Regions from separate parts of the Mus musculus genome. Here regions 2 and 3 are each linked to region 1. The links are chromatin contacts, found by Hi-C or POLR2A ChIA-PET in ENCODE. All regions are on one chromosome and are shown on one strand. Each heading gives the region's core, a stretch centred on a gene start or an enhancer-like site at or near the end of the contact. The rest is flanking DNA. Distances are from core to core; before and after follow the strand shown. Region 1 holds the start of Traf3ip1 (TRAF3 interacting protein 1). Region 2 holds the start of Per2 (period circadian clock 2). Region 3 holds the start of Asb1 (ankyrin repeat and SOCS box-containing 1).

Evidence for each region. Hi-C counts contacts between places; a loop is a spot of excess contacts on that map. ChIA-PET counts read pairs that join two places held with the same protein, here RNA polymerase II (POLR2A).
Region 2: a loop to region 1 is called in a map of T-helper 2 cell, with 1.9 times the contacts of the local background. The contact joins the promoter of Per2 here to the promoter of Traf3ip1 in region 1. A Hi-C loop is called at or near these places in 3 of 37 maps with a recorded cell type or tissue (T-helper 2 cell and heart). POLR2A ChIA-PET finds 5 or more read pairs at or near these places in 2 of 5 experiments (Patski and embryonic stem cell).
Region 3: a loop to region 1 is called in a map of heart, with 3 times the contacts of the local background. The contact joins the promoter of Asb1 here to the promoter of Traf3ip1 in region 1. A Hi-C loop is called at or near these places in 2 of 37 maps with a recorded cell type or tissue (T-helper 1 cell and heart). POLR2A ChIA-PET finds 5 or more read pairs at or near these places in 1 of 5 experiments (Patski).

The regions. Positions count from the first base shown.
Region 1 is chr1:91,493,248-91,496,478 of GRCm38, forward strand. It overlaps Traf3ip1 (TRAF3 interacting protein 1), which reads left to right and starts at 1,421. Exons shown (of 15, transcript NM_028718.2): 1 at 1,421-1,641. The coding sequence starts at 1,519.
Region 2 is chr1:91,457,359-91,460,599 of GRCm38, forward strand. It overlaps Per2 (period circadian clock 2), which reads right to left and starts at 1,970. Exons shown (of 23, transcript NM_011066.3): 1 at 1,815-1,970. It overlaps Gm35591 (a long non-coding RNA gene), which reads left to right. Exons shown (of 3, transcript XR_003948694.1): 3 at 1-412.
Region 3 is chr1:91,539,044-91,542,290 of GRCm38, forward strand. Asb1 (ankyrin repeat and SOCS box-containing 1) reads left to right here and starts at 1,522. Exons shown (of 5, transcript NM_001039126.2): 1 at 1,522-1,821. The coding sequence starts at 1,770.

The sequences.
Region 1 (3,231 bases), core at 171-2,670:
ATCTTCTGGGACCCGCTTCGTTGGTGACCAGAATGTTGTCCACTGAAGAATGTCTTTCTTCAGTATGGGGGTGGGTAGGCTGAACCAAAGGCAGGGGTGAGACTCTGGAAGATAGAACTATACTCTTCAAAGTTACCTCCCCTAGGTCAGTCCCCAGAGGGTTGGTTGACAATACTTGCTGTCCTGGATCTTCTAAAAAACTTTGATACCCAGATAGACTGAAGATCTTCTGGTTGGTTAGCCCTCCTAAAGGCAGCCAAAACTGTACTCTGGCCTTCGTGTGTGTGTGTGTGTGTGTGTGTGTGTGTGTGTGTGTGTGTGTGTGTTCTTGGATCCACTTACTGTTCTGCCCTCCTCCACAAGCTGTGAGAGGATAAAGCATCATCTTCGCTTTGTTGTATGGCATAGGCTCCAGGTCCTCAGTAGAATTCCCAAGGTCAGAGGTATCTTCCAAGTAAAACCCTGAGTTCCTACCACCTGGTCCAGCATCACAAACAAGCCAGTTGCTGGCTCCAGCTTTCATTCCACACCTACATCACGATTCTGCTCAGAGTGAACTTTCTAGGGTAGGAGCTAGGTGGGTATGTTCTTAGGGGCGGTGTTTAGAGACAGGACTTCTGCTCTCTGAATTCTGCTCTCTGAACTCCCCCAGAGACCAACTCCAGCTGGGGCTCAGAGTGAGAGGGCTCTTAAAGAAGATTCTGGCTCTCGGGGTGTAGCCATGGTAGAGAGATCAGGGGCAATGTTCTAGTTGGGGTTCTGCCAGTTTGGGCAGAGGAGCTCCAGACCTCAGGCACAGCAGCAACACCTGATCCAGTAGAAGCATCTCCTGCATAGCCTCGGGTGGTGGTGAGGGTGAGGTGGGAAGTAAGTGTGTGTGTGTGTGTGTGTGTGTGTGTGTGTGTAGCAGAAAGCTGCAGCATCCTAGCCTAAGGGCCTAGCTCCTTCACAGTTTTGTGCCCGCTCTGGTGAACCAAGAGCACAGAAAATGTGGAAGGACACAACCCTTCCCCTTGGCACCATCTTAAAGATTACCTAAGGCAGGGGATGCTGGGCAGGGAACAGGAATGAAGGGATGAAAGGAGTCAAGTCCTTTTCCAAGTTTATGTGAAGTGTTATTTTCCTGGTGGGTGTTACTGTAAATGCTCTCCTTAGAAATATCAAATGGTCGCTCTTTTCTCACTCAGAATGCCAGGTCTCTGGGCAGTGCTGTGCAGCGCCCTATGGTGCGCCGGGTTGGCGGAGCAGGCTCAGGTTCAAGCAGCCACAGAGGCGGAGCGCGTGTGTCCTCCAGAGCAGCTAGAGAGGCCGGAGGGGATGGGCGGGGCCGGGCGCGCGTCCGTTGCCAAGGCCGCGCGGCCCTAGAGACCGGGTGCTGGTGGCACGCGCAAGCGCGGTGGCGAGCTGCGGTGCACTGTGGGATGGGAGACCGGCGCGCCGGGACGGCGGGCATCTCGGGGCACCGGGCAGAGGCGCGGCGCGCGAGGAGGGGCGCGAGCGGTCGCGGGCGGCAGCGCCATGAACGCCGCAGTGGTGCGGCGGACGCAGGAGGCTCTGGGCAAGGTGATCCGGAGGCCGCCGCTCACCGAGAAGCTGCTCAACAAGCCACCGTTCCGCTACCTGCACGACATCATCACCGAGGTAGGCGCGGGCTGGTGCGCGTCAGGTTGAGGTGGGGTGAGGGTAGGGGTAGAGTGCGGAACGGGTTAAGGGTCCGGGTAGTGGCGGGACGGGTTGAGGGTTGGGGTAACGGTGTTGAAGGTTATGGTTAAGTGCGGGACCGAGCGAGTGTCGGAGTGAGGGTCCGGGTAGGGTGAGAGTCGAGGTAGGATGCGCGTCTGAGTAGGATTCGTTTCGGGGTGAGAGTCAGAATTAGGGCCGGATCAAGGCGAGTGACCAGGTAGCGTGAGGATCGCGTTGAGGGACCGGGTAGTGTGAGGGGCGTTGTAGGATGCCAATCAGGGTTTGGGTCGAAATGAGGATTAGTCTCAGATGAAGGTGAGGATCAGGGTCAATGGTAAGGTCTGTGTGGCTCCGAGTGCTGATTGGATTGAGAGTGCGTTGAGGGGTGGAGGTGCAGGTCCAGGTCCAGGTGAGGGTCAGGGTTAGGTTCCAGTTGGAGTCAGGGTAGAGTAGCGGGTGCTGGTCTAGTGGTTTGGGTGGAGATAGAAGGCCCGGGTCAGAGTCTAGGTCTGTGGGTTAGGGTGCTGGAGCCAGAAGGTGAGGCTGAGAGGAGGTAGAGGCCCGGGCTGACATCGGTTTATTGAGTGTGAGCCTCGGGACAGGGTCTAGGCTCAGGGTCAAGTTGCTGTTAGGAGCTGGAGGTATGTTGGGGCTCTGGAATTGGGCTGTGCTTATACTTGAGGCCTGGGTAGGGTGCAGGTCCTTGTCTGGGACCTTCTGAGCATTCAGTGGTGCCTTCCATGTTAGGTTCCCAGGCCCACTAGGTCTTGGGACCTGCCTTACTTTACTTCTCCCAACCTGCAGCACTTACCATTATGTCTCTTTAGAGCTTGTCTTCTATTTGTTAGTGAGTCTCCAGGAAGCTGCATTGGATGAGGTACATAACATTGTACAACAGTTACAATTGTGTGGAGTCTGTCTGGGCTCTTGGTAACCCCAAGAGTGTCACTGCAGGGGGTACACAGAATGGGCATGGTACTCCAGAAGGTGCTGTGGAACTTGGGGTATGGTTGGGACTTAGAAGTCCAGAGCTCAAGGTCTCTCCCAGTGTTGACCCTCAGACTTTCTCGTCTCAGTAGGTTGAGCACTGTAGTCTACCCTTCTCGTTACTCATTTGGCCCTCCTACCTTAGCTTGTAATAGGTACTGTCTCGGAACATGGCCCTGTCTGTTAATCTTACATGTGTCCAGAAATGCTCAGGAATCCACCCACATCCCAAGGTGCTCTGCCGCCTGGTAGTCTCCTCTCCCAGTCTGTGAGGCGTTTGTAGCCTATCCTGGAAGGTCTGAGGAAGGGACTGGTGGTGTGGAGAGCCCTGGGAAGCAGGCAGTTGCCACTCTTCAACAGTGAAGGAGTCAAGAAGACTCAGGCATCATGGCACCGGCCTATCACAGTGGAGACTGCTAGGCCTGTGTTTTTATTCTGTTAGTACCCTCAGCCCATGGCTTACGGGGAGTGCTACTCAGCCTCAGATCACTCAGGAACGGAGTGGGGCTTATGGGAGGGAAGAGGAAAGAAGTGGGAGATGACTGTTGACAGGTAGACAGG
Region 2 (3,241 bases), core at 720-3,219, 35 kb before region 1:
GCTTCCCACAAGCATTGGGTGAAGAGGGTTCCGCAGGGCTGTGGGCTATGCGTTTCTAGTCACTTAACACAGTCATTTTCAAGGGTCACTCCAATATCTAGTGAGGCTCTTTCTTCTTTCTCCATGCTCAGCCATTCACCAGCTCCTCAGAGCTGGAGCCGGGGGTCCACTGAGATTGGAGGAAATTATACCATTATAATAGGCTCCCATACCTCTCAGGGTTTTCTAGGTTTGGAGTTTGAGAGAGGAGCTGTATAAATATCAGGAACCTCTCCTAGTTCATTTAAGCACAGCAGCTACGTCTCACACAGGGACGTTATGTGACACCAGCAGGGTTTCACAAACTTCTCACATCTTAGTTAGGCAGGTGCCTGAGAAAAGGGTCTGCAGATACAGAACTCCAAACGTGCACAGGGCCAGATCTCAGAGACTGTCTCAGATGAGGAAACTGGAGCCCAGGGTAAGCCGAGGTACCCAGTAGCTGCCAGCTGGCTGATGCAGGGCTCCCTCATTGCTCAGTACTCCAGCCTCCACACACAGCCTGAGCTGCGCCACTTATGTACCAATGAATCACACCAAGATGACAGTGACAGATAACTGCAGCCACCCACAGTACCATTCCATTCGGGCACACTGTACAGCTACCATTAAAATAAAGGAGTCCCTGGCTTTCTTAGATTCCAACAACGTACACAAAGTGGTGCTTTCCATATCTTAAAACACACACACACACACACACAAAACCGACTTTTTTAAATTAAAGCCTTGAGGCAGACAGACTCTGGTTATCAGACGAATCCGACCTAGACTCCAGAGACTAAGACAGAGTGGACATGCTTCCCTTCAGGTTTGCACCTCTGGTAAGCATGTGGACCAAGGAGGAGAAACAGATCCTGAGACTGCCAGGCCTGGTTTTTACAGTGGTACAGCTTGCCAGCCTGTGGCTGTGCCTCTTCAAGCTAGGGGTTACCCTGGATGATTTCCAGGGAGCCTTCTGGCTCCCTTGTTCCGTATGAATCAGCTTTCCAAACTGGTTCCTTGTGTATACGTTACAGAAACCCTGGCAACCAGGGTTCTTGCAGAAGAAGCAGGCCACCGCCCACCTCTTGGTCCATGTCTGTGCTTGGCAGCCAAGGTATGTCTCAAAGGATGACGATGTGACTGCTCCAGCTTAAGAGTGGACCTCTCCCCCCTCTCCTGACATACTCCCAGTCCATCTGGAGACAGGAAATACTGGCGTGGAGGATGCCACGGAAATCAAAGTGGGTGGACAAAGTGGTCTCCCTGACATAGGGGCGGGGAGGGGCAGGTGTGGCTTGGCACTGGGTATTTCTCTGTTTAACCCCTTTCCCACCGCTGGGAGTCAGTGCCTACCAGTGGTCCTTCCCCCAGGGCCAGACTTGACTCTCTGAACTCATAGCAGGAAGCCAGCTCCTTAGGGGACCCTCTGGACCCATCCTAGGAACAGTTTGCACTGACCCTGGCTTCCTTGGACAGCACCATGGGAGTCGGCGTGCTCAGTCTGGTGTCGTGATCACTCAATGTCTCTGTGTCCTCGGACAAGATGCCTAACTAATCTCTCCGACCTCAGTGCCTAACCTGAGAAATGGGGACAGCAGTGTGAACCTGGAAAAGGGTCACCGCGCAGTTCCATCTACATTCTGCCGAGTTGCAGCCGTTTGCACAGTCGGCAACTCCTGGCTCAGGACCCCAGCTCCAGCTGTCCGAGCCGCCGGTTACGTAAGACGACCACGGCCGTCCAGGTCCGCGCCACCGCCCAGCACCGCGCCACCGCCCAGCGCCGCGCCACTCACCGCTTCGCCGCGTCAACCCGCGCGTCTGTCCCTTGCTCGGCCCGTCACTTGGTGCGCTCGGCCTGCGCCGCAGCCGCCCGGAGCCGCTAGTCCCAGTAGCGCCGCTGCCGCCGCGTCGCCCTCCGCTGTCACATAGTGGAAAACGTGACCGCGCGCGCTGAGCCCGCCCCTGCGCGCGCCATTGGTCGGAGTGCCACCTCATTTGCATACTGGCGGGGCGGAACCTGAGAGCTACGCTCATCAATTGGTGGAGACGCCCGTCGCTCTCTTTACATAAGACGCACATGGAACTCCATGTTCGCCGCCCGGGTTCCTCAATGAAGATGCTGCGCGCTCTTGCGCCCCCCCGCGCCCGGGCGAGTAGGCTCGTCCACTTCCGGCCTGCGGGACTTCCATTCACCTGGCACGGCGGTGGCCCGCTCGTGCAGCCCCGGAGTGGCGCGTACCACTGCGGCGCGGGGGAATGGTGCTTGGCCGCTGCGCAACTCACAGCCGGCAGAGACCAGGGCCACCGGCCTATCACCTGCGACGACGTGACCAGCCTCGGTAATCCGAAGGACCGAGAATGCTCTCTGCTGACACCTTTCGCTCATCCAGCCCAGTTCATTCATTTCCCCTCTCATTCATTCATGGCGAGACGCTTGAGGGCAAATAGGACGGCCCCTCTGGATCTGCTGCTGAGCACCTTCCCAGGACAGGCTGGGTGACCCTAGGACAGGCCCCCCAGGCTGACCGTCATTCCAGATGGGCCAAAGCACAAAACTCCCACTTAGCCTTTCTTGTTTCTGAAACTGCGTGTTGCTAGTTAGTGTTGATTCAGGAAATAAGGTCATAATTGCCGTGCAGAGATACAAAGGAAAGAAGTGATTTCTTCCTGCCCTCAATCACATAGGGAGAGAAGACTGACGTTCTACAGGGAAGCTTAACCAAATGCGGTGGTGTAGTTTATTAACCTTACAGGAACTATGGAAGCGGGGTGTGCATCTGGAACAGCAGGGCTTTTCTGAAGTGGAAGCTACAGACACTAGCTAGTCAGGGGAGGGTACTCCTCCAGTGATAGGACAGCCCTGCCCCTGTGGAACCTTGGTTGAAGCTATTTGGTTCTTTCAAGAGCACTGTCTGGAAGCCTACTAAAGCGTTCAGGCTCCTGTCCAAAGGGTCAAAGGAGGGAGTAGAAGTTTCCTCGGAGCGGGTTTGAGGCTGACAGAGAACAACCTAAAGACTCATGCAAGGTGTGATGGAGAAGGCAAGCTTGTCACGTCTTCCAAGGGTAAAAAGGTCATTTGTCATTGCCAGGGAACTTGAAGCCTAGTAGCATCCACTACTCTGAATCTTCCCCTGGGGTGTCCTAGGAACCAGGAATGGAAAGGAGGCAAACATTAGCAACAGAAGTCTGCTAACAAACTGAGCTGCTGGTGTACACAGCC
Region 3 (3,247 bases), core at 272-2,771, 46 kb after region 1:
TAGACACACACACAAACACGAGAGAGAGAGAGAGAGAGAGAGAGAGAGAGAGAGAGAGAGAGAGAGAGAGAGAGTGTTAGTTTCTGAGTACTCTTGAGATCTAAGTTGAGAGCCATCAAAATGGTGTATATAGTAGCTAGTGCTAAGGATTGTGACTCCCTTGAGGAGCTATACTTGGGTGTGTCTTCCATAGTACCTCTCTTCTAAGTCTTTAGGTTAAAGTCTAATGTTAAAGTATTTTAAATAAAACCTCAACATTGCTTCCATTAGTCTTAACAAATTTTTTTTTTCCCGAGCCAAAGCAGTAAGTCCAGTTTTGCTTGAGTTTTGGTCTCAACGAAGTTCTCAGGCTAGGGTGACAGCCTGGAGTTTTATCTCTGTCCCCTCACCCGTGACACTCCCTTTTCTGGAAGCAAACTGACACCTACTATTCCACTCTGTTTCCGAAGCTGATTCCTTTAGTGACCTATGTGTGGAAGAGTGCATTATTTGTTCGTTATTGCTGGCTTATTTCACTGAGCAGAGATCCTCCAGGGTTGGCCATGTTGTAACCTGGGGCAGAGGCTTTTTAAAGGATATATGGATGGCCACGACACCACATTTTGATGCGCATTTGGGTGGTTTTACCCTTGAGGTATCCCAGCCAGGGATGTGCAGCCGTGGAGCAGAGCCATAAGGCTGAGCCACCTCTGGCTCTTTGCCTTGCAGCGTCATTGGTGTCACCTGTCCCTCGTGCCAACGGTGTTATCAAGACCAAACACCACTGCAGGAATCTCCCCGCTCCCCTCAAAACCCTCAGAGCCCGTGGCTCTGTTCCAGGATGCCTCACACAGCTCCACAGACCTGTGCAACTGAGCCAGTCTGGGCACGAGGATTTGTTGGGCACCTATAGTCGCTAGCTCCCAGCTGGTGTGCCATGACCACACAAAGATGCAGACAAGTCACAGCCGCGGTGTTGGAGACTGTGGCCTTGCCTCCATCTCACAGGACAGCGGGGCGCTTCTGTCTCCTTAAGGCGCGGTCTCCCCCCGGTCCACTGGGGTCCTCCCCCTGCAAGGTACCTTCCCTAAGTTGTGTAGAGGAGAATGAAAGGACCCGACAGCGTCCATGCTTAAGAACTGTTCGTAACGCAACGCACACAGTGTGACCGATGTAAAATCGGGAGTGCTTGAGGGAAAGCCACTCTGTCAACACGCCTTGACCAAGTTACAGACACTATTGGCTCCATGGAGACATTCTGGGCTGCCTTCGTCTAACACAACTTTGCAAGTCACCGACTCGGAAGGCACCGTTTGGAGTCTCGTAGAAAGGACAGCAGCGCAGCCCCACGTCACTCAACACCCTTCAGCCGCTGCGATAGCGGACCACAGTCCACTGGGCCGTAACGGTCCCGCCCACGTCCCGCCCTCCAGTGGGCGGGAACAGAATCGACCAACCAGGAGTTCCTGAGGCATGCAAATAAGCCTCCGCCCCCAGAGGAAAGGCGTTTCCCCAGAAGCTGCTGCTGTTGCCTCGGGAGACGCAGTTTGGTCAACCCCGCTAATCAGCAATCAAGTCCGTTAGCCAGGCCGGAAGTGGAGACCCCAGCACCCTCCGTCCGGAGCAGGAAGTACGAAAAGGAGGCTCATACTCCCCGGAAGCCGAGCCCTGGACACGCCCACCTGCCGGAAACGCCGGCGGTGCTTCTCTGACAGCGTTGCTCTCTGACAGGATTGCTGCGGAGGTGGACAGGCGGCGGGGTCAGGGCGGAGGCTGAGGACCAAGTAGGCATGGCGGAGGGCGGGACCGGCCCCGATGGACGGGCCGGCCCGGGACCCGCAGGTAACGTGCGCGGCTAGGGGTAGTAGGGAGCGGGGTTGCGTCTTGGGGTCAGAGTGTCCCTTGGGCGTCCGGGACTCGGGTCCTCGGTCCTCGCAGGCCAGATCCGAGGAATCGCGCCCGGGGTCAGTAAGTGTGGACGTTAGGCTCCGCGCGGCCCTAGGCGCGCGCCCCCGCTCCTGCCTGGCCTCTCGTGGACATCCCTCCCACGGAGGTTTCTTTCTGGTGGAGCTAGCCTTGTAACTGCCACCCTGTTAGCCCATCCCCGTCAGCGATGACCCTGGCTGGACCATGGGGTTCGGATCTTCTTCCAGGTATGAGCTCACTGGTCAGTAAGGGCCCTCAGAGGTCAGCCTTCGTGCGGACAGGTTCCCTTTCCCCATCCCGCCAGCCAGTCAGCGCAGTAGCTACTGGACAAACGTCCTCCGCCCCACCTCCACCCACCTTAACGACAGTGCTGTCCCCAGAGAGCTTGCTAGTGCCACAACTCTTACAGGGGCGCTTGACCCACCTGCAGAAAAAGGGTGACACTTGCCACCTGCCTTAAAGCTGCTCCACTTTGCAGTGCTGCTACAATGGAACTAACAATTCCCAGGAGAGTTTCCTGGTACGGCGTCCACCTTGGGGTCTTTCTGAACCTGCTGGTAGGTGTTTGGTAGGTGTGCTTCTGCACCCATCTCTGATTTTAGAGTTCACTGAGCTCTCTTCTGTATGCAGAAAATCTGAGAAAGCCACAATGTTGGTACAGTCTCTTGTCATTCCTCCCTCCATCAATTCAACAAACTTTGTGGATGATGTCCTATTGGCCTGACTCACCTGGGGCTATCGGGGTGACATGAAAAAGCAAGGCAAGGCCTCTACCACCAAGAGCTTTGGTTGTCATTGAATTTGATCTCAGGGACAGACAAGATCTTTGAGTGGATTGACCTGTCATGCAGGAATGAGAAATGGGAGAGAGGTGGTTGGTCAAAGGGTAGCTATTTCTTAAGGTACAGAATAGTCCTGTGGAAGAAAAAGTGGTTTTGCACCCCACCCCGACCCCAGTGTTGTTTTAGTGTCTGTTCTGTTTGTGTGTTTCCAGCTTGGGTAGAGGCACAGGTCTTCAGTGGGTAGTTGGATTAGATGATCAGAGAAGTCCGAAATTGAAATGGCTTTCGGCTCTAGAACTGGAGGAGATTCTGAAGGTCTGTTGGCCTGGGCTGGGAGTGTAGAGGAGAGGTGAGCTAAGGGGGTCCAGAGACTTTCCGAAGTCCTCTGGTGCCAGCCATTTTCCTAACAGTTACCCGGTACATCTGAATCCTCCCCAACTCTGGCTTTAAATTTTTATACTGTGCTGTAGTTACAGTGATGAAAGGAGGACCTGGAAGCGCCTTACAGATCCATTTCCAGGCTAGATAGATGCCTGCCTGTTGGTCTGCTGTGCACCAGA